3 separate regions of the Mus musculus genome follow, and regions 2 and 3 are each linked to region 1. A link is a loop called in an ENCODE intact Hi-C map of the cell type or tissue named here. Cell type or tissue: heart. All regions are shown on one strand.

Region 1 (8,000 bases):
CTGCTGCTGGCCACTTGTATACAAGTAGTCACTGCTGACACTGCTCTTCTACTGAAGAAGGCTGACAAGCTGACTCTGGGGAAGGAACTGTTCCTGACTGCCCCACATTTGTTTGAGGTCCTCCTATGAGGCACTCCAGAAAGATAAATGTCACCCAAGTAACCATTACCCAACACTGCTACAGGACCAGTCCACATATCTGGTTCTGTATAACATCAGTCCTCAACCCTGCTAGCCTGTTACCGGATGATGAGTCTGCAGAATGGACCTGATTCAATCCGTTGGACCTGACCTGACCAATGCTCCATTGCAGGAGGCAGACGAGGTAATGTATACTGATGGGAACAGTTTTGAGACAGGGTTTCTCTGTGTAGCCCCTGGCTGTCCCAGAACTCACTCTGTAGACCACGCTGGCCTCAAACTCAGAGATCCTTTTGCCTCTGCTTCCTAAGTGCTGGGATTACATGTGCCACTGCCACCCAGCTTGATGGGAGCAGATTTGTCCAGAATGAAATTAGGTATACTGGGGCTGCAGTGGTAACCCAGGATAAGACTATCTGGGTGTAATCTCTTAACCAAGGGACCCCAGCTCAACAAACCAAACTCATAGCACTAATTCAGGTGCTCCATTGGGGAAAAAACAAGGTCACCACTATCTGGTAAGGCTTTTCCATAGCCCACATACTTAGGGCCTTGTACTGAAAAAGAGGGCTCCTCACCTCCAACAAGGGAATCAAATATCAAGGGAGATTCTGACATTGTTGGAAGTCCTCAGGCTACCTAAGACAATGGCCAATGGTCAGCAAAGGTGAAGTTCCTCCCAAAACATAGGGTAACAGGGTGGTAGACTTGGTCACCCCGGAGGCAGGCCTAGACTTGTCTTCAGATTTTGGTGATGTTGACTGAATCTACTTCAATGTTCCAACTAGACATCAGAGGAGATTGTCTGGGCCAACTGAGAGAGTGCCAAAGAAAATCATAAGCTTAATGAGCTTTGATGGATGCTGCCAGACAGAAGGCCAGTCCTTCCAACAGCTCTTAGAAGACAGCTGGTAATGGAGCTCAACCAAAGCCATGAATCTTAGGGTCATAAAAACTGCTGAGCTCCTCGGGCCTGGATACTACATGCGCCACCTAGAGTCTTGTCAAAGACTTCCAGGTGTGTCATCTGAGCACAGGCAAAGCCCAAAGGAGGAAGAGAAGCCCTGGCTGGGATCCAGGCCCAGGAACACCCTCAGAGAGGACTGGGAACTGAACTTTACTGAAATAAAATAGAAATAAAACCTATTGCCTTTGGGTCTACAAGAACATCCTAGCTTCTTGGGTTGAGGAGATTTCTACCCCAACCAGCAGAGGCTGCATCAATTACCACAAAAGCTTCTCCAGGAGTTGGTCCATAGGCTTGGATTGCCCATATTCTGGGGTCTGACACGGTCTGGCCCTCATAGTCAAAATATTCCCAAATCTGGGAAAAGCGTTACACACTAATTAGACAGGCCACAAAGCTCAGGACAGGATAAAAAGAATAAAAACAAAACTCTTAAAATACGGCTTTAATAATGGCAAAAAATTGGGCCAGCTTTCTACATTTTGCCCTCCCGAGGGCCAGATGCACCAGTCAGAAATTACTAACCATTGCCTTCTCAAGTCCTTACAGGCCCTGCAAGACTCATCAGATCATTGGAGAGGCTGTATCTTTGTCTCCTGTCTGAGCCTGCCTGCAAGTTCCAGCCTGGTGACCTCATATGGGTAAAGAGGATCTGGACTGGAACAGCAATGAAGGTCACCCCATGAATGCACCATATCCAGCTGAAGGAGGCTACAGAAAATAATGACAAATGAGTTGTCACTAGGTCCTCCAAACCCCTAAAGACTGACAAGGGCCCTAGAATCATAGTTGTCCTATTTTGTCTTTTTCTCTCCTTTTGGAAAGGCTCCCAAGTCCCCATACGTCAGGGCACTGGGTATAAAAATGTAAAAAACCAGAACCAGGGAGCTCTTAACCAATCTATCCACTGAAACCCAAACTACCTTCCAGGTAGATTTCTGTAAAGTGCTACAACCAGAGACTACTGGGGCATGGCTCACTTGCTCCTGGGGAGAAGCGCATCCCTGGGTCCAGCACTATGGCTGCAGTTGATGCCCCTTCCCCGAAAGCCATTGTTCTTGGTTGGATAGCAAAACTGAGTCCTCTCCGGGTTACACGGATCCCTTCATAGTCCTAAAATAAGAACCATCACTACCTGTGATATAAAGATCAGGGCATGGCAAAGACCAAAACCCCGGGGGGTCAGGTTACAAGCCCCCTAGGATGGCAAGCTCCCAACTCCAATTTCCCCCAGGAATTCCCTTTAGTAACTTCATAGATAAAGGTCCAGAAGGCAGTGGAAGCCAGCATCTCAGTGTTCAGGATATGAAAAGAGTATGTCAGTTCCCTAACCATTCTTAACCCACTGTAGGTCAGGACTCCTGGCTATGCCATGACACCAAGACCGATATTAATTAGAAACTGCAACTAATCAAACAATAATCTCTATCTCCAACTCTACTAGCTGTAAATGGGACCAACCTAAACTCACCTTGGGGGGATTTCCAGGGGAAGGATACCTTTTAACAGCACCAAGATATATCCCCTAGTTAGTTCCCCTTATTCAGATTCCTGTGGGTATACACAGCACGTTAATTTCACGAGTCCCAGCCGAATGTATTTCCAGGGACAATCTGGCTTGTTTGCATTATCGCTTAACCAAGTACGTATTTTCTGAATTGTTTACACTGGAAAACGCGGTCTCATGGTTGTTATACCACAGGTATTCATCTATAATGAAAAGAGGGTAGAGTCCACCTAAACTAGATTCAGGGCTTCTTGGTGTTCAAGGACAGAGCTCATTCCCCTATTGGTAGGGCCAGATGTCATGTCTCCACTACAGTTGGAACATCAGCCCTGTATCAAACTAAAGTTTAAAAGCAACATCAAAATAGGACAGATGAGACAGGACCTGACCATTATGGACTTCAATTCCCAGAGTTACCTGGGGCCGAGGCAAAACTACCTCCAGATTTTGTAATTGCGCTCCTGTCAACCTTGAGTCATAGCCATGCTGGAGTGAAGGCCGGATACTGCTCGTTCAAACCCGCCTGTATAGCTAGGCTTTGTGATCACGTGTGGTTATTTCAGATCCACGAAATCCTGCCTCAGCCCCACTCCTCTGGTCCGCGAAATAACTTTACACCCGAGTCCGAGGAAGCGGAAGAAGTGCTGGAAGAAACTGCAAAGCCACATCCGCATGAAAAGGCGGAATCGGTGACGATCTTGCCTTTTATTGGCCACACGTCCAGGAAGCTGGGTCCCAGGGACTTCCGTTAACCTGACCTAGAGGGAGGTGTTGTATGGCGTGGTCCGTAGACCGAGTTACGCATGCGCAGACCTTCTGCCCTCGTCCAATCGGAAGGTAGCAAGCAAAGGCGCGCGGCTCCCGCTTCAGAAGAGCCCGCTGGTTATGGTCCGGCCTCTGTGCTATGGACCAATCCGCTTCAGCTTCCTCTATATTTTTACCCAATCAGAGCCGGAGGGCGGAGTTCCAGCCGGCCGTGGGCAGAGCGTGCGTTTTCTCCAGCTCCAGTGTGGGGTTTGCTGCGGAGGTACTTTCTGCTGGGCAGGGCGGGCAGCTCTCTCGACCGGCGGCCACTGGGTGGCACGCGCGTGGAGAGCCCTGGGCGGGGAGCGCAGAAGGGGAGCGGGTGGTGTGAGAGGGAGCACGTGCATGCGCAGGGACCGCGTGGGTCTCTGTATGCCAGGATGTGGGGTCCATGCCACCCGAAGGTCTCTGCTTCAGTTTCGAGGAAGGGTGGGTAGGTCCCTGCTCGCTCTTGCCTGCCCTTCCTCTCACTCATCCCACACCCACCTCCTGGCTCCGGCCTTTTTCCACATCAAAAAGCAGATTTTTTCATTTGGTACGCGGAGCCAAGTCGTACAGTATGTGCTGTGATGCAGGCTACTAGGCTAAGTTCCTTACGTGTGTGGTGTCATCTAGGCCACACAGCTGTCCACCGAGCTAGGTGCTGGTCGGGTGTGGTGAAGCACACCGGGGATCCCAGTACTGACTGGGAGGGAGGTAGAGGCAAGAGGATCTCTTTGAGTTTCCAGCTAACCAGTGCTTCTTGGGAAAACTTTGTCATGCACACACACACACACACACACAAACCTAATTCACAACGAAAACCACCCAAGAGGCAGTGCTGGCAGCATCTTATTTTTGTGAAATGTCTCATTTAGGCTAACTCTGACAACTTAAATTGAGGGAATTCAGCTTCCACAAATGTAAAATTAAAGATAGTACAACTAGTAAAACGCTCCTGTTTTCTTTCCTAACTTGAAATTGTTTTAAAGCCGGGCAGTGGTGGCACACGCCTTTGATCCCAGCACTTGGGAGGCAGAGGCAGGCGGATTTCTGAGTTCGAGGCCAGCCTGGTCTACAGAGTGAGTTCCAGAACAGCCAGGGCTACACAGAGAAACCCTGTCTTGAAAAAACAAAAAAAGAAAAGGAAAGAAAAAAGAAATTATTTTAAAATCCTAAACAGTGTACCAGGAAACCAGTTAATTGGTTATTATCCAAGTAAGATGAACTGGTAGGAAGGCATCAGTCTAAAGGTCTACTTCCTAACTTTGCTTTGCAATCATCAGGTTGTTAAAAAGTGCATGGTCCGTGCCAAATTGCTTCTCAGTGTTGTGATAATTCAGTGAAGATGTGGACTTATAGTCTATGTTATTGGTATCAACCATACCTGTTTCTGCTTCTTGTTTAAAGACCACAAAATCATGCAGCCTAGTTAACAATGTAAGTGTGAGATACCTCTGTGTTGACTACTTACCCGCCTATCTTGGGGTCAGGACAGTACTATCTAGAGAGCAGAAGTGAGAAGTGTCTAGCTCGTCTTTTTACCTTAGATTTTATAGAACAGGGCAAAAGTAAGTCAGCCCCTGTGACTGTTGAGGTTTCTTTCGTGTCCACCTTTGTTTAAAATCTTGACTGTTTTCTGCAACTTTCAGGGTTGGTTGGTTTGGGTTGGTTGGTTGGTTTGGGGTTTTGGAGTCAGGGTTTCTGTGAGGTTCTGGTGGTCCTAGAGCTCACTTTGTAAACTAGGCTAGCCTTAAACTTAGAGAACTTGGTGTTCTCTCAAGTGCTGGAATTATAGGCTTTCACATCAACCGAACTGCACCTTCTATTTATTATAAATAGAACTGAAAACATTGTGTGTTTTGTGTGTGTGTATGTGTGTATCTTTCTTGTTGTTTTTGAGGCAGGGCTTCAACCTATGTAGCTTTGGCTGACCTAGAATTTAGGCTAGCTTTGAACTCACAGATCCACCTGCCTCTGCCTCCTGCATGTTGGGGTTAAAGGCCAGTGTCTCACATCCAGCTTAAGACATTGCTTTTTGTTGTTTTTTTGTTTTGTTTTTTGAGACAGGGTATCTCTGTATAGCCCTGGCTGTCCTGGAACTCACTTTGTAGACCAGGGTGGCCTTGAACTCAGAAATCCACCTGCCTCTGCCTCCCGAGTGCTGGGGTTAGCTTTTTGTTGTTATGGTTTTTTTTTTTTTTCTTTCCCACTCTTATGCTAAAAGAACAAACAAAACAGAAACCCTACATTTCTACATTTTCAGTGGTCTCTCTAAAACAAAAGACAATCAAGTGGAGAAAAGAAGAAAACCTCACAGTCTCATTGTACTTTAGTCTGGACTCAAGCTCAAATGTATTAGTTGGAATATATACAGTTCACTGCTAAGCTTTCTGTCTTTGAATATTTTATTACATTGTGTGTGTGTGTGTGTGTGTGTGTGTGAGAGAGAGAGAGAGAGAGAGACAGAGACAGAGACAGAGACAGACAGACATGGCACTGCAACTGTGGAGGTCAGAGGACAACTTGGAATTTGCTCTTTACTTCCCCCTTGTAGGTCCAGGGAATCAATTTTAGGTCAGATGAGCACTCCCACTGGCCCTGTTGTTTTTGAAACAGGCTCTTGCACAATACCCCAGGCTGTCCTGAATTCACCATTTACCTTAGGTTGGCCTCAAAACCAGTGCCTCAGCTTCACAAATGCTAGGATTATAAGCCATCATAGCTGAATATTACTAAAGTTTTGAAAGGGTTTATTAGTCTCAGATTCAGATGGCTGCTATAACAAATTACTACAGATGTAGTGACTTACGACTGAATGCATGTGGCACTGAAGAGATGGCTCAGGGACTAGGAATGGTTTCTGTACAGGGTATGGTGGTCTATGCCTTTAATCCCAGCATGCTGGAGGCAGAGGCTGGCAGATCTCTTGAGTTCAAGGCCAGTGAGTTCTACCTAGTGAGTTCTGGAACAGCCAAGGCTACAGAGAGAGACCTGGGCTGTCTCCTGACCTGTAAAAGCTCCCTGCTCTTGCAGAGGACCCAGGCTCCATCTCCAGCATCCACAGTGAGCAGCTCACAAGGCTCATTCATTTCAGCTCCAGAGGAGCTGGAGCTGCTTCTGGCCTCTGCAGGCACCAGCACACAGGCACTTGCAGACATGCGCACATAGGTAAATGAGCAACACGAATGTATCATCTTTCAACTAAAATTTGTGACTGGGCTAATGTCAAGGTATCAAAGGCCTCCTGAACTTCTTGGTGCTCTTGGGGAAGCTGTGTTTTCTAGCCTTTTTGAGCTTCTATATTGGTTAGGCTGTGGCTCTTTTTACCTCTTAGAGATGGTTTCCCGCTCTAGCCCCTGCTGGCCTTGAATGCATGGTAACCTTTCTCTATTAAGTTTCCAGGTGCTGGGATTACAGATGAACCCTGCTTGTAGCACCTTCCTCTTGTAGCAGTCAGTAATGGCTGCTTCCACTACCATCTGCCTCCTCCTCCTCCAGCCAGGTCTCCACTCCCTGCCTCCCTCCCCTCTGAGGAAACTTGTGATATGTAGAGCCTTCCCAGATAGTCCATTTTATTTTTTCCATTATGCTTAGTTAGAAATGTGAAGCCTTTTTTTTTTTTTTTTTTTTTTTTGTCAGAACGAGAAGTCCTGATGTGTTCTAGGGATTAGGTAGGACTTATGTGTCTTTGGGAGTCATTACTCAGCCCTCCGCAAAGACTCTGAAGGGTAAAAATACCCTGTGGCATAGCAGCATCTGTAGTGGGGACTTTAAGAGGAAAAAGCTTACGTAAGGTAACTGGTAAGGTAGACCTTCAAACTGCTATGAAAGACCTGAACATCTCTCAAACTTCAGAGGTAACTGAATAATCCTTTGCTGTAAAATTAGAATTAATCACTCAGAAAGGTGTCATCTTAAGAATTCATGTGACTTGCAGTTCATGATGGTTTTGATCGATGCCATTTTGAATTATTTATGAGATCATAACACTAGTGTTCTTGGGAGAGTTTGCTATTCTGAGGCTTCTTTCCCAGTTTACTGTAGTCATAGGTTTGTACCTATCCCTCACTTTCCGTAGCATGATCTTAGGTGATGGGAATTTATGATAAGGAAACCAGCCTTTCAGACAGCCAAATCACTTGGGAGCAACAGTGTATTGCATGGAGAAGGCCAAGTTTGAGGGTAGGAGGGAAACTAGAAGTTGTAGACAGAATCCAAAGTCTAGCCTTAGCTACATGGTGAGTTTGAGGGCAGCCTGAGCTACATGAGACCCAGTGTCAAGACAACAATAACAAAACCCAACCCCTTCAAATCTCGGAGTCCTGTTGCTTCCGAGATATTTGGTAGGCTTTATGGAGAACTGGGTTCCTTTTCTGTTCTGTGCAAAACCCAGCAGCTCTAATGACCTCAGAGTTTACCCTATCCTCACTCAAAGTCATTACCTTTTTGTTATTAATTTATTATGTATATGAGCGCACTGTTGCTGTCTTCAGACACACCAGAAGAAGACATCAGATCCCATTACAGATGGTTGTGAGCCACCATGTGGTTGCTGGAAATTGAACTCAGGACCTACTGGAAAGAGCAGCCAGTGCTCTT
Region 2 (8,000 bases), 100 kb before region 1:
GGTCTGCTGCAACTAGGCTTCACCAATCACCTCTCATAGGCTCTCTTTATGGTGCCAAGCCTCAACTTCTTTGCAATACCCCTTCAGTCCTGGGCCATCAACTGCAACTGAGGCTGTACCTTCACCAATGGACTTTCCTAACCTCTCATAGTGCCAAGCCTCAGCTGCTCTCCATGACCCCTTCATGCCTTCAAAACCAGTACCACCTGGGTACTTACACATTACCAATTCCAGCTGCAGCACAAGGTACAATCTTGTCTATCTTTGGAACACAGCTTCACTGTGCTCTCAGAAAATACTTCCCAGAAGATTTCACCTCAGTGATGCTGGTCCCTTCTTAATCACCACTAATTTCTTAGCTCCAGATAACCAGCATCAATTGTCCTAGTAATCTCTACTATTCTTTACTCTAAAGCCAGAGCCACTTGGCTGAAGTTGCTGAGTTCTGCTGCTTGCTGGAGCTCAAATATGGCTCCCTTGTTCTATTACATTATCATCAGCTTTCTGTTTTCCAACTCCTTCACTGCCTAAGCTTGGCTATCCTGGAACTTGCTCTGCAGATTGAACTTAAACTCTGATATCTCCATACCTCTGACTCCTGGGTTCAGGGATCAAAAGCATGTTACAACCACTCATGGACATAAGTTTTTCTTTACCTGGAAGTCTTTCTGTACTAGGCTTTTCTTAAACTCAGAGATCTCCTTGCCTGTCTCCTTGAATTAAAGATGTGTATCACTATGACCATAAACTTTTCATGGTCATTTTTCCTCAAGATTCATATCAAAAGGGTGTATCATCTCACATCAAGATCCTAATCAAAAGCCAGTATCTTCCAGCCTCAAGATCTGGATCACAGGTATGCCCTCCATTTCTGGATTATGTTCATTTCAAACTAAAAGTTCAATGGACTTTTATTAGGCTCTTAAAGGCCCACTTAAAACATTCCACTGCTTTCCAAACCCAAAGTCAACCACATTCTTCCAAACAAAAGCATGGTCAGGCCTATCATAGCAATACCCCACTCCTGGTATCAATTTCTGTTTTAGGGTTTCCATTGCTGTGAAGAGACACCATGACCAAGGCAAATCTTATAAAGAACAACATTTAATTGAGGATGGCTTACAGGTTCAGAGGTTCAATCCATTATCATCATGGCAGGAAGTGTGGCAGTGTCCAGGCAGACAGAGTAATGGAGAAGGAGCTGAGGATCCTACGTCTTGATCTGAAAGTGGTCAGGAGAAAGATCTCAAGGAGGATCTTCCATGCAGCTAGGAGATGGATCTCAAAGCCCAACCCCACAGTGACACACCTCCTCCAACAGGGCCACACCAATTCCAAGGAGGCTATATTTCCTGGCCACTCTCTGGGCCAAGCGTATTCAAACCATCACATTACTTGTTGTTGCTGTTGTTTTGAGAGACAATGTTCAATGTAACACAGGCTTCCCTAGAGTTTTCTAGGTAGCCCAGGCTAGCCTTTAACTCCTAATTCTCCTGTCTCAGCCTCAAAAGTGTTGGAATTGCAGGCTTCTCAGGATTATAAAGATGACTCCACTTCCTTTTTAGATTTTTAAAAAAGGTTTATTTATTTTTATTTTATGTGTGTTGGCTTTTGTCTGCATGTGTGTCTATGTGAGGGTGACAGATCCCCTAGAATTGGAGTTACAACAGTTGTGAGCTGCCTGTTGTGGCTTGAGTTCTAGCCAATTTTAATTCCAAATGTAATAAAGTTGACAACCAAAAATAGCCATCACATTATGACTTTTGAGTAAGGCCAGTGTTATGGTTTGAATAATAATGGCTCCCAGAGGCTCCCCCATAGGTCGCCATATTTGAGTGTTTAAATTATCAGGGAGTGGCATTACTTAGAAAGATTAGGAGATGTGGCCTTGTTGGGGTGGGTGTGGCCTTGTTGAAGGAAGTGTGTCATTGGGGGTGGGCTTTGAGGTTTCAGAAGCCCAAGCCAGGTCCCGGGACTTTCTTTTCCTGCTGCCTGTGTATCTGAAGGTAGAGCTTTCAGCTACTTCTCCAGGACCATGTCTGCCTGTGAGCCACCACGCTACCCACTATAACAATGGACTAAACCTCTGAAACTGTAGGCAAGCCGCAATTAAATGCTTTGTTTTATAAGAGTATGCTGGATAGTTCTATATCACCTTGATACTGGCTAAAGTCAATGAGAGGAGGAAGCCTCAGTTAAGAAAACAGCTTCCTATGATCAGGTGGTAGGCAAGCTTGTGAGGCATTTTCTTAATTAAGGATGGATGGAGGGGTGGAGCCCCAGCCCAGTGTGGGTGGTGCCATCCCTGGGCTAATGGTCCTGGGTATAAGAAAGGAGGCTGAGCAAGCCATGGAGCAATGCAATAAGCAGCACCCCTCCATGGCCTCTGCATCAGCTCCTGCCTCCAGGTTCCTGCCCCATGTGAGTTCCTGCCCTTACTGTTTTTGATGATGATCTTGAAGGGTTCCAGCAGGCCTGAGCGTGGCAAACATGGTGCCCATGGGCTCTGGCTTTTACCTCTTTCAGCCACCAAAGTCTATTCCCTTATCTGTCCACTGATTTATTCCTGAGACTGATCACCAAGGTCCACTATCAAAACCCCAAGGTTTGGCATTCAGAATTCCTTATTTTGACTTACCTAATTAACACATCCAATCAGAACTGTCCCACACTTCCTAGCCCATTCCAACACACACCTCCCCTTTTTTCCCTCTTAAAATTGACACCTGCAAAAAAAGAAAAATTGTGTCTGTCTGATTCAGATTCAGACACCATGTCTCTTAGCCTTGCTTAATGAAGCAACCGCTTTGCATTTGGTTTGTGCTTGGAAATTGGTGTTTGGGTCTGGTCTGTGCCTAATCTGGGGTCCAAAGGGGAATACCCTGCGGTACTTGGGTCCCTTCAGAACTGGTTTATGGAACTGTGAGTGAAATAAACACTTTCTTCCCTGTAATGTGACTTTCACAGACTGGCCAGAGGTTTAAATAAAGACACAGAGACTCATATATCTTAAAGCTTAAGCCTTTAGCTCACACTCCCTCCCAGCTACGCCAAAGCCGACTAATTCTGGCTTACGTCCTGCCAGGTGGCCAGGTCTACCTCTGTGCTTGCTCTGAGTCACTCATCCATCTCTGCACCTGGTGCATGGACCTCCTGCTTCTGATATCTTCTCCCAGAGACTCTCTCTATATACGGAAGTTCACCTTCCATTTCCTGCTCAGCTATTGGCTGTCAGATTTTTATTAAATCCAGCCAGCAAGTAAGGAAGAATGAATGTTTACAAACTATGAGGCTGGTAATGGGCCACAGGAATAACAATACCGAGTTCTGGCGAGCACTCAGCTCTCTACCTGGTTTGGCAATCAACAACTGAATATACAGAGATGACTTTCACACAATGTGCGAAAGGGGACCCCAACATCTCTCCAACTTGCTTTTTGTCCCGGTGCTTTATCACAGCAACAGAAATCTAACTAATCCAAGTTGCCTCAGTCATAATATCTCTTCATAGTATTAGAACATGGCCCAAGATACCCAGCATGTACAGCAATGGAAGTCAACACGCATCTATGTGGTAAGAAAGAAAGAAAGAAAGAAAGAAAGAAAGAAAGAAAGAGAGGAAAGAAGAGAATAGAAAAAGAAAAAGAAAAAAGAAAAAGAAAGAAAGAAAAAGAAAAAAGAGGAGGAGGGAGTCGTTTCAGATAAAAATTGACAAGGCCCACAGCAACTTTCTTAGGCTTTGACCATTATCCAAAATAAAAGTGGTAATTCTTAAGGTATCTCATGGTCCTGGCTTTTCAGATGGCTGCCCCGACTTTTTGTTTATTTTAACATGGACTCTGGTACTAGAACCCAGGTCTTTCTGCTTGAAAAGCAAGCACTTGACTGAGTCACGTCTCCAGCCCCCTCACTACCTTCTTAATCTGCTTGAATTCTTAGATTGTTTTCTGTGTATAACTAACTCTTGTTTCTAATACTGGGCAATTCTCCTGCCTCAGACTCCCTAGTTCTTGGGATTATAGAGTGAGTTGTCAGGCCCTGCTAAATATTTCATCTCATTAAATTAATTGATCCTCAAGTCTGATGAATAAGCTGGCTGAATCACTTATTCAAAGAAAGGCTATCTTGTACCCCTACCTCCAAGGTGCATCCGTTCTGTCAGTATTTGAAATAATTTTACTATCCACCATTTACTATGTCTGCCTCTATTAATTTCATTTAAAATCATCCTTCATGGGGCTGGGAAGGTGGATCAATGGTTAAGGGCTCTTTTTGCTCTTGCAGAGGACCCAGGTTTGATTCCCAGCATCCATTGGTGACACGTGATCACCTGCAACTCCAGTTCCAAGGGACTTGCACCTGAAGTAAATGTCTTTCTTTTCTTTTAAGTATACTATTAATTAAAATTTAATATATTTATATGATCTTGGAATGTTGATAAGAGTTTTTGTTGTTCTTTTTTTGTAAGCAATTTTTAAATTTTTATTATTTTTATTACCCTATTTGTGCACCAAATACATGCAGTGCCTGTGGAGTCCAGGAGAGGGCACCAGATCCTCTTGGAACTGGGGTTACAGACGATTGTTAGATGCCACGTGGTGGTGGTGGTGGTGGTGGTGGTGGTGGGGTGCTGGGATTTGAACTTGAGACATCTGCAAGAACAATAAGCACTTTGAACTACTGAGCCATCTTTCCAACCTAATGCTGTTGTTAAAGGTGACCAGAGTTCAGATCCTAGCACCTATATCTAGTGGCTCACAGCTGCTTGTAATGCCTGCTCCAGTGGATTCCTTGTCCTCTTCTGACCTCCTTGGGTACCTGCATGTATTTGTATATACCCGTCTAGAAACATGGACCTGGTGTTGTGCCCCATGCCTTAAAACATTTAACAGCTTCCTTATTAGTATGATAAAATGGTTGATTCATTTGGAAGGTCTAACAGTTATACATATATACAAGTAACAAATGTGATGGGCTGCAGAGATGGCTCAGCAGTTAAGAGCACTGACTGCTCTTCCAAAGGTCCTGAGTTCAAATCCCAGCAACCACATGGTGGCTCACATAATGGGATCTAATGCCCTCTTCTGGTGTGTCTGAAGACAGCAACAGTATACTCATACACATAAAGTAAATAAATAAAAAATTTTACAAATGTGTATGAGCCGGGCGTGGTGGCGCACGCCTGTGATCCCAGCATTTGAAGGCAGAGGCAGGCAGATTTCTGAGTTCGAGGCCAGCCTAGTCTACAAAGTGAGTTCCAGGACAGCCAGAGCTATACAAAGAAGCCCTGCCTCAAAAAAAAGAAAAGAAAAGAAAAGAAAAGAAAAGAAAAGAAAAGAAAAGAAAAGAAAAGAAAAGAAGAGAAGAGAAAAGAAAAGAAAACCAGAAAAACAAAACAAAACAAAAATGTGTATGAAGCAAAACAACAACAACAAAACAGACTTGAAAGAAGCTTAATCCTACAATAATCACTAATGTGTTTTGTTTTTCACAGTCTTGCATGTGGCAGAGAGACACCAACTACTTAAGAATGTTGCCCATCACGTCTCTGACTTTTGGCTAAGATCAAGTATAAAATTCTGCCTTCGAGGAAATAATAAGGTACTTTATTCTGAGGTAAATGAGTGACATCTGCCCTGAAACAGACTCAAGTTTTCGTGGATAACATGTCCCATCATTAAAGAGGTTCTACACACTTTTATAGCCAAAGTCCTAAGCCGAAATCCTTGATAAACACCTTCCTGGGAACTTAGATAACAAAGCTCTGCTGAGGGAGAGGCACTACCTCATCCAGCCCTTATCTCAGATCATTCAGAGACCTGATTAGCAATGCAAGCAAGAGATGTTTGCCTACTATGGAGACGGGGTGTTAGGTGACATCCAGAGCTTGAAAGCAAGCAGATATGCCTCACCTGTGATCCCAGACTTTAGGAGGCCAGGTTGGAAGATCAGGATTTCAAGGTTATCTTCAGTGACCCTAGGCTACTGTAGCCCCTCTTAAAAACCAAAACAAACAAAAAATTGTTTTCTCAGTAAAAAACAACTTTGCTTCACACTGGCTCTTCCTAAAATTCTTTTCTTCTGGTGTTCGAATCTCAGCTTCCCTGTGAAATACTCACCAGGAGGCTGCAGCTCTGCCCTGGGCTCGCTCTCCTGCTGCCGGGGGACAAATGAGGGATGTTGTCTGTCTGTCTATCTGTCTGTCTGTTTGCATTAATACACAATTTTACTATTTTTTAATTGTAAAAGCACACTTGCATGCTAATAAGATACATGTGCTTATAGCACAGTATCCAAAGACATTAACGTTTTCAGGTGGTTTTTGTTTGTTTCTTTTTTGAGACATAGTCTCACCATATGGCCCTGACTGGCTTAGAACTTAGTTATGTAGACTAAGTTGACCTTGAATTCATAGAGTGCCTCCTGCTTCTGCTTCCGGGTGCTGGGATTAAAGACAAGATCCATTCATCACACAGAGCAGTTATGTTAACTTGATACTTAAATGAGAGATGACAATGGTAGAAGCCATTATAATTAAACTACTACATTTCTATAACAGAATGTGTGTGTGTGTGTGTGTGTGTGTGTGTGTGTGTGTGTGTGTACTGCAATCCATAACAGACAGTAGTCTTGAATTTGAGCTAAGGATCTCAGACTGTGTTCGGTTGTGTTGTATGGTTGTGTACTGGCTGGTTTTGTGTCAACTTGACACAGCTGGAGATATCACAGAGAAAGGAGCTTCAGTTGGGAAAGTGCCTCCATGAGATCCAGCTGTAAGGCATTTTCTCATTTGGTGATCAAGGAGGGAGGTCCCCTTGTGGGTGGGACCATCCTTGGGCTAGGACAGATGTGATGGCTCATGCAGTGTGAAGTCTAAACGTTTTGTGTTTAGAAGCCAGGCTGCAGAGAAGCCACACAATACAACATAGTGGGGATTTGTGGTGGGGGCTTGCTGAAAACACCTTAGATTCATTACACGTTCTACTTGGAGTTACTTTTAGTCATCATGCTTTCAGAAATCTTTTATTCTTGCTTGATCTTTTTTTTTTGTCATTGTTTTGATTTGCTTTGTTTAAGACAGGGTCTCTGTGTATCCCTGGCTGTCCTGTAGACCAGGCTGGCCTCGAACTCACAGAGATCCACCTGTCTCTGCTTCCCAAGTGCTGAGATTCAAGGCGAGCATTACCACTGCCCAGCATCTTGCCCAGTCCTTACAGAGCCCCCATGGGAACCCCACTTTCTGCCTCTGCTTCCTGAATGTTGGGATCAAAGGCGTGCACCACCATGCTGGCTCAGTGAAGGAACCTTTCATTCCTTTGTGGAAATCTTGGCTTAAATTTCTTCTTAGACTGAACCAACCATTGAGATGGCTCGGCTGGTTAAGATGCCCAATGGCCTGAGTTTTTCATTTGAACCCACGTGGTGGAGAAGTGAGAGAATCAATTTCTACAAGTTGTCCTCTGACTTCCACAAGTGTACACACATGTATCCATGTGAACACACACAGACACACACATACACACAGAGTAAAAAAAAAATGTGTCTCTAGGGGATTTTTCTCCTTTTAAAATTAAGTTTACTTTTAATTAAGATATAGTTATATTATCTCCCCAGTCACTTTTATTCATATTCCCCCTGGCACTCTCTGAAATTCATGGACTCTTTTTCTTTAATTATTATTGTTATACACACACATACATACACATAAAAATAAATATGTAAAAAAAACCCACTGAGTCCATTTCATATTATCTGAATATATGTATGTTTCTAGGGTTAACCACTTGATATTAGCTAATCAGTTAGGGGCCTCATCCCTGAGAAAGATGGACTCTCCCTCTCTCAGCAGTAAATTGCCTGTACCTCTTCACTTAGGAGTGGTTTTACACACACACACACACACACACACACACTCTGTTCATGCTGAAATGTCAACTGGTGTTATCATTCAGGTTTTGTTTAGGCATCCGTATTGTTGAGATTTCCTGGGTGCAGTAGTT
Region 3 (8,000 bases), 67 kb before region 1:
ATGGAGGCTTCTGAAATTTATAGTTCATGAATGCCTGTCAGGGGCTTGGAGATTTATCACACTAGTGGAACACTTCCTTGGCATGTGCTAGGTCTGAGTTAGAAGCCAGCACTTCAAGATGAGACAGAGAAAAATGTGGAGCTCGGATGTATTCCAAGGAAGGGCTTTTAGCTATAGTGTCATGCCTTATGAATGCTTCAATCTTACAGTCCTGCCTAGAAGTTTGTTCTGCTTATCCAGCAGGAGTGAAAAAGCAAACAAGGCACTCTCAGTACCTAGCAGACAATTCCCATTCCCTCTCTACCACTTTCTATTGTTTCAATAGCACTGGTGAAGTGGCTTAGCTGGTAACAGCTCCTGCAGCCCTCGGATACCAGTCTAAGAAACCCACTAGATAATCCCCAGGACCCACATAATGTGGAAGAGAAGAACATACTCCACAAAATTATCCTCTCACTTCCTCACTGATGCCATAGCATGAGCACCCACCCATCCCCACACCCCCCCCCACACACACACACATAAGCAGCAATAATGATAGGCTAGAGAGATGGCTCAGGGGTTAAGAGTGACAGCCTTTCTTGCTGAGGAATTGAGTTTCCTTCCAGGACACTGAAAGGGCTGCTCAGACAGCTGGAAACAATACCCTTTACATTCTCAACGTTTTCTTTTTCTTTCTAGTTATTTATTTGGAGGGCGGGGGGAGTTTTGAGACAGGGTTTCTCTGTGTAGCCCTGGCTGTCCTGGAACTCAATTTGTAGACCAGGCTGGCCTCAAACTCAGAAATCCGCCTGCCTCTGCCTCCCGAGTTCTGGGATTAAGGGTGTGCGCCACCACGCCCGGCAACATTTTCTTTTTAAATTAAAAGATTTCCAATGATAAGACCTCAACAATCTTTTGATCTCCCCCACCTAGTAAAACAATTGTTTACACAAAGGGTGATGGCCTTGGGCAGCTGAACCCTTCTCCCCCTTTTTTTACTTCCTTTATCCAGATTCTTTTAAAACTAGCCAGTCTTGAAAGACTGTGGGGTCAGACCCCAGCCAACGGGGAAATATCACCACCTTCCTTGAAATAAAAACAAACAAACAAACAAAAAACAAAACAACAAAACCACGTGAAAGCTGTGTTTGCTGGAGCAAGCCTTTAACCCCAGCACTGGGGAGGGTTGGGCTATCTCTTGAGTTTAGAGCAGCTACATAGTGAGTTCCAGGCCAGTAAGACCCTGTTTAAAAACAAAACAAAACAAAACAAAACAAAAACCAAGAACAAAACCAAGTGAACTTCCTGCCTCTAAGTTTCCGTGTGTGTGTGCTCACACACGCACTCGCTGTGTGTTGTGTGACACCAGGAACATTTGTTTCCAACACCTAGAAATTAAGTATTATGCTTACCCCAGTGTTGTAGTAGCACATGCCCTTAATCCCAGTACTGGGGAGGCAGAGCCAGACAGATCTCTGAGTTCAAGGCTTACCTGGTCTATTGCAAAGTAAGTTCCAGACAGCCAGGGCTACATAGAGAAACCCTGTCTCTAACAAAGAAATGTAATTTATAATTCCTTAGCAGAACATTTAGGTCTCCTTACAGTGAGATTTCACATTACTCCTCTCTCTGGTGAACTCCGGCTGTTTTAAAGCCCCACTGCCATTCTTTAGATCACAACAATTTAAAGATTGTCAATGAAAACTATTTAAATAATATTTAATCTGTTCGCATAGGTTAGAGGACAAAGCTGTAGAAGTCAGTTCTCTCCTCCTTGAGGTGGAACTCAGGTCCTCAGGTTTGGTGGCAGGCCCTTGCTGCTCTGAACCCTCTTATCAGCCATCAGAGTGTGCATTTATGGGGTTAAATTCCTTCTAAATGGAGTACACAGACATTCCCAATTTCCATTGAAATTTCACCAGATTTCTGGAAGTGTTTTTCTTTTCCTTCCAGCAGAGGCTACAGAGCACAGAGTTTTCACAATGTATACAAGACCTAATGACAAGAGTGGCCTTTGTTCAAAGGCTCTACTGGAGGTGGAAGGCACAGGGTCAGAAGAGTAACTACAAAAAGTGCTTGTTCCTGATAGAGAGCCAGTAGGATTTGTGACAGAAATTCAGACAGAAATTAGGAGAACTGGGTTTGAGATACAGAAAAAGAATATACAAGTAAGATGTTAAATAAAAGTTACAGAAGTCACAGAAGACCTTTATTTTAGACAAGGCTCTTGCACTAGGCTCAAAACAAAAACAAACAAAAAAGAACTAACCAAAAACAGACACTCCTTGCTAAAGGTCTGTGCCATAAAACTCAACCTGACTCTATCTCCACTCTATAAGGAGAGTAACTTTGAAATGGCCACTTTCCCCACATTTTATTTTTTGAAAATACTTTAGCCCCTCCTGCTTCAACTTCCCAAGTGCTGGAATTACAGGCAAGCAAAACCATACCCAGTTTGGAGGCATGGATTTTTTTTTTAAGTTCATACATTCATTTTTATTCCTTCAATTATTCAATATTTGTGTTGGGTGCTAAGGATATAGAAATAGAGGGTAGTGTTTCTGAGGCAGAGGCGAGAGGATGCTACAAGTTCGGGATCAGTCTTGTTTATATAGCTAAATTCCAGGGTATCCAGGTTACATAGTTAGACCCTAGGGGTGGAGGGGACATATAAAAAATTATGTGTGATGTCCATCCTGTAACCCTACAATTTGGTGGTCTGGGGTTTCAAGACAAACAAAATACTCAGTTGTAGCAAACACCTGTTAGCTCAGTACTTGAAAATCAGACTTGGTCTCCACAGCAAGTTTCTGGCCAGCATAGCATGTTTTATTATAGATTATTTTTGCCAAATGCTAATAATGGTCTTTATTATTCAGAAACATCAACTAATAACACTACTCTGTGTATGTTCTGCTGGGCCCAAACTCAGAGCTTCCTGCTTGCTGGCTAAGAAGAGACACCCATAGCAAACCATGGTTACTTTGTATACCATTCTTCAGGCCCAGTATTCCTTTTCTCATGCTTGTCTGCTTTCCTAGGCTGTAAACGCTTTTACTTATTTTGATACAGTATCTTGTTATGAAGCCCCAGCTGTCCTCAAACTCCAAATCTTCCCATGTCAGCCTCCAAGCGCTGGGATTCGTCTGTGCTCCCTCAACCTTTCCAACCTCAGCAATTCCAGGGCCAGGGACTCGAGGCAATCCTCTTTATGACTGCAGCAAGTGGAATAGGAGGAGCTGGGAAGCAATCTTTCTTGGGAAATGAAACTATTTCTCATGGCTTACCAGCATGGAGCATTTTCCAGCCTCTTTCTTGGAAGTAGTTCAGTCTTTAATTATAGACATTCGTTTGCCTTGACTGAAAATAACTTCCTGGAATTAAAACTTTGAAATCTTTTAATAAAATCGGATCCATCTAGAAGTTAAAGTCAAGTTTGTGACTTGCAAGACAATCCTGTTAAGATTCTAGTTCAGCCTATCAGATTCCAAGTTCAAACCTGGCATGGTGCCCCAGTAACCCCGAGTCTTGGGGGGCTTCACCAGAAGGATCAACAGTTCAGGGCTAGCCTTAACTACATAGCAAGGCTGAGGCCAATCTCGGCTAAATGATATACCCTGGTTCAAAAACAAAAACAAAACAAAACAAACAACAACAACAAAACAAAAACAAAAACAAAAAAACAAACAAACAAAAAAACAAACCCGAAACTCACAAAAAGAAAACGATAAAAGACAAAACAAAAAATACCCTCAGAATTCTCCACGCTACATTCTCCCACTAACTATGTGTTCTGAGCAATCTTGCTAAGTGCTAGAATTTATTAAGGAAATTTTACACCTAAATTCGCTTAAGAGACGTATGTGATGAGTGACAGTCAGATTTTACTTGGTAGGTGACTGGCTTTTCCTTTGCAGACCACAGCTGTGTCAGCGATCACATACCCAGGCTCTGTCCTGGATTATCTACGGTTTTCTAATCTTGCCACCGCTGGTCAATTGGCACGTGGCTTTCCGGACATCAACCATCCGAGACAGCTCTGAAATTAGTTGCTAATTAATGGCGTGAGTCGGACGATTCCGGTTTCGCGGCGGTTACTTTGCCTCCATTCATCACGCCCCAATTGATTCCAGGCTAATAAAAGCCGCGGGCAGCTCCTGGGTCACCAGCCCTGCCTAGACCCGCACTGTTCTTCGCACAGCAACCAGGAGCACCGGGAGGCGGGGCTTCGGCGACAGCTCCGGGCTGCGCGCGCGGCGCGGGCCTCCGTGAGCGCGCCAGGGGAGGGGCGCGCGGGGCGCAGGGCGCGCGCGGCGGCCGCTGCGGCCTGTTGGCGCGGTCGCCGGCAGCCTCGAGCGAGTCGAGCTAGGCACCGTGGCGGCTGTGGCTGGCGAGGAGCGCGTGGCCGGATCAATTCCCGAGTGGCCCGCGACCATGTCCCTGGGGCAGCGGCTGGCTCTGCTGGCCAGCCGTCTGCAGGAGCCGCAGCGGGTGGCGAGCTTCCAGCGTCTGTGTGGGGTGGAGGTGCCGCTCAGCAGCCCGGCGGCGGACGAGGATGCAGAGACCGAGGTTCGCGGAGCCCCGGGAGAACCCCGGCGACGGGGACGGCAGCCGGGCGCTGAGGACAGCCCCGCCAAGGCGGACTGCTGCGGTGCCCCGAACGGCGTGCGCAACGGGCTGGCGGCCGAGCCGGGCCCGACCGGGCCCCGCCGCGCGGGCTCGCAGCGCCGCAACTCGTTGACGGGCGAGGAGGGCGAGCTGGTCAAAGTGAGCAACTTGCCGCTCTACTACCTGTTCTGCTTAGGCACGGAACTGGGCAACGAGCTCTTCTACATCTTATTCTTCCCCTTCTGGATCTGGAATCTCGACCCCTTTGTGGGCCGGAGGCTGGTGATCATCTGGGTGCTGGTCATGTACCTGGGCCAGTGCACCAAGGACATCATCCGCTGGCCACGGCCGGCCTCGCCGCCTGTCATCAAGCTGGAGGTCTTCTACAACTCGGAATACAGCATGCCCTCCACGCATGCCATGTCAGGCACCGCCATCCCCATCGCCATGTTCCTGCTCACCTATGGCCGCTGGCAGGTACGCTGTGCCCCTCAGCTCCACGGTCGAGTTTCCAGTGCTTTCTGAACTTTCTTTTTCCCCTTTTTTTAAAAATTTGCCTCTTCCCGTCCAAAACCCCAACCCACAGGTTCTCACAGTACCCACGCAGGTCCTGTCAGAGTTCTAGAAAATTAACTGATGACGGTTCTTAAACACTAAACTGTATTTTAATACAGTTGGGTATAGTTTCTTAGACCCCCACCCCCCAAGGAAACACTTTTCGTGCATTGAATCCTTGAGCTTAGACTGAGTTTTTAAACTTAGTTCGTCTGATGCACAGTGGTGATTCAGTGTACTTAAAATGAAACACTTGGTAACTGAGACCCGGTTTCACTGCAATACATGGTGTTTACAATGTAAAATTAAAGAGTGTTTTCAAAACAGTAGTATAATTTCGGCACAGGCACATTCCAAGCACTAAAGTAATGACAGTTAAGAAAAAAAGCCGAAAGGTAAAGGAACAGAATCTAGATGAGTTCGTCGTAAAGGATTGACTGCAGGTCTGTTAAGACACTTCACTTCTGTCTCTGGTCTGGAGAACCAGTTGTTAGTTGCTACACTGTTACTATGGCGGTAACTGTAACCCTGCAGTTATAGGCTTTGCCTTCCGAGGAGCTGGATTGGTTATAATGGCGTTTGACATCGGGGGCAATTTGTCCATCAAGAGTTTTTAATGGTAGTCATTTTTTTAATTTGCCTGCGTTTTGGGGCTTCCCTAATTTGAGCTTCCTAGGGTTTGTTTGCAAGTGATACTTGAGTTTACAATTTAATTATCTTTCACACAGAAGCAAAATATATTTGTCTACTGGTCTTGCTTTATCTGTCTTAAATTGTATGATTTGTTAGTCTTTCGGACCAGACTCTTAAGAATAAAGTGCATCGGTTTTGGAGAATCTAGGAAAACTCATTATCTTTTTTTTTAACTCCCTTTTATTGCACAAGATTGAGAAATGCCAACTGTGCTGTAAAACTCCATTATAGGCTTACTTAACCCACGTTGAGTTTCAGTATGGGTAAATGTTGCCAGTATCATCCCAGGCCCTCTCTACTGTGCAATTCATCTGTTTTACAGTAACAGAAATCAGGCATGGACCCAGGAAGAATGACGGAATTAGGAGGGGAGACTAAGATAGAAAGTTCTTTTCTTATTTAACCCCTGGTGATACATGGTCACATTTGGATTGTAAAAACAGTGTTGCCTGTTTGGGGTGGAAAAAAAATATCTAAAAATTCCCATCTGATCTAATTATTCCAGAAAGTGAGATTGTCAATGTGTTCGGCATGCTGTTTACTGTGACTGTGTGCTGCTGTTTGTCTTACTGATGGGGGACTTTCTACTGTCTCTTCTCTGATGGGCTGCTGCTAACACTGCGGGAGGGGGCAAAGGAGAGGGAGAGAGAGTGAGAGAGAGAGAGTGAGTTGGTTCTGCTCTTTAGTTATTCAGGACACACGCTAACAGGAAGTCTGAAAATAGTTCTGCTGAATTGTTTATGGGGTGTAGCTATCAATATTTTAACATTTCAAGGCCACTTGAATAATCAGGCTAAGCTTGTATTCTAGTTTTTGTTTGGTTGGTTTTTAGGCAGGATCTCACCGTAACTCTGGCTGGCTTGGAACTCACTATGTAGCTCAGGCTGGCCTCAAACAGGAATTATACACAACCTATTGTATTTAATTCAACATTTGCAAATCATACAGGCTTTGAGATTGCAGCCAGGCAGGGTGATAGAAATCATCTAGTCTTAAACAGATCTCTAAGGCAACCATCAACCCACTCTATGTATATAGATTTTTCCTATTGTGAACATTCCATACTGGAGGAACCTTGCACTATCAAGGCTGTTTAACAGGATTTTGTTTTTTCACTTAGCTTTTTTTCTTTTTCTTTTTTTGGGGCTTTTCAAGACAGGGTTTCTCTGTGTAGCCCTGGCTGTCCTGGAACTCCTCACTCTGTAGACCAGGCTGGCCTTGAACTCTCAGAGATTCCCCTACCTCCCAGGTGCTGGGATTAAAGGCATGTGCCAACACCACCTGGCATTCACTTAGCATTTTAAATTCTTTTAACAGTTTCATACATGGGCATACATTATATATATATATATATATATATATATATATATATATAGTTTACCTTCCCAGCAGCCTATTAAAGATCATGTTGTAGTATATGCCCAGGACTTGGTTCTTTTTTATTGGTGACTAGTGTTTCATTGGATGCATTTTTTTCTCCATCAGTTGGTGGCCATTTGGGTTTTTGTTTGCTTATTGATTAATTGGTTGATTGTGTAGTGTTGATTGTGTAGTCTAGCTGGCCTGGAATTCAGTATAGAGGAGGCCACTCCTAAACCTGTAATCTTTTTTTATTAGCCTCTCAAGTGCTGTGATTACAGGCAGGTATGTCTCAGTATGCTTGGGTTGGCATACTTCTATTTTACTTCTTAAAAGGATTTATTTTATTTGTGTTTATGTGTGTTAGTATGTGTGTGTATACACATGTGTGGGTACGTATGTGTGTGTGTGTGTGCATACAAGGGTGTACTCAGGTGCCCATTGGTGATCAGAAAGGAGCATCAGGTTCCCTGGAGTTGCATTTATCTGAACGCCGTGATTTAGATGCGGGCCCTCTGCTGGAGCAGCTAGTTCTCTTCATTGCTGAGCCATCTCTCTGGCCCCAGTGATGGATGATCAGGGCTGGAGAGGTGGCTCAGCGGTTAAGAGCACTGACTGCTCTCCAGAGGGCCTGAGTTCAATTCCCAGCAACCACATGGTGGCTCACAAACATCTGTAATGAGATCGGATGCTCTCTTCTGGAGTGTCTGAAGACAGCTACAGTGTGTTTATAATATAATAAATAAATAAATCTTTAAAAAAATAAAATCAGCATTATTTTCATTATTGGTTCTAGGAATTAA

The links. Peaks named below come from ENCODE experiments on the same cell type or tissue, not always from the same donor. Only the 100,000 strongest peaks of a DNase experiment are listed, where the experiment ranks them.
Region 2: it touches region 1 in a loop (3.0-fold over the local background); 23 of 42 quality-filtered maps call a loop at or near these places.
Region 3: a loop joins it to region 1, with 4 times the contacts of the local background. A loop is called at or near these places in 14 of 42 quality-filtered maps.

The regions. Positions count from the first base shown.
Region 1 is chr12:75,665,114-75,673,113 of GRCm38, reverse strand. Wdr89 (WD repeat domain 89) reads left to right here and starts at 3,577. Exons shown (of 2, transcript NM_028203.1): 1 at 3,577-3,642. It overlaps Gm34717 (a long non-coding RNA gene), which reads right to left and starts at 3,389. Exons shown (of 3, transcript XR_381697.2): 1 at 3,033-3,389. In heart, a CTCF peak has its summit at 3,673 (motif pointing right); a DNase peak (open chromatin) is centred at 3,443; H3K4me3 peaks cover 2,535 bases; H3K27ac peaks cover 1,860 bases.
Region 2 is chr12:75,769,406-75,777,405 of GRCm38, reverse strand. Gm40447 reads left to right here. Exons shown (of 7, transcript XM_011244246.1): 3 at 5,495-5,601. Among named protein-coding and RNA genes, the nearest start is that of Sgpp1, 38 kb to the right of the region's middle. In heart, a CTCF peak has its summit at 4,507 (motif pointing right); a DNase peak (open chromatin) is centred at 4,565.
Region 3 is chr12:75,731,980-75,739,979 of GRCm38, reverse strand. It overlaps Sgpp1 (sphingosine-1-phosphate phosphatase 1), which reads left to right and starts at 4,251. Exons shown (of 3, transcript NM_030750.3): 1 at 4,251-5,067. The coding sequence starts at 4,417. In heart, no CTCF peak of the experiment used is centred here; DNase peaks (open chromatin) are centred at 4,209, 4,949 and 6,469; H3K4me3 peaks cover 3,237 bases; H3K27ac peaks cover 1,692 bases.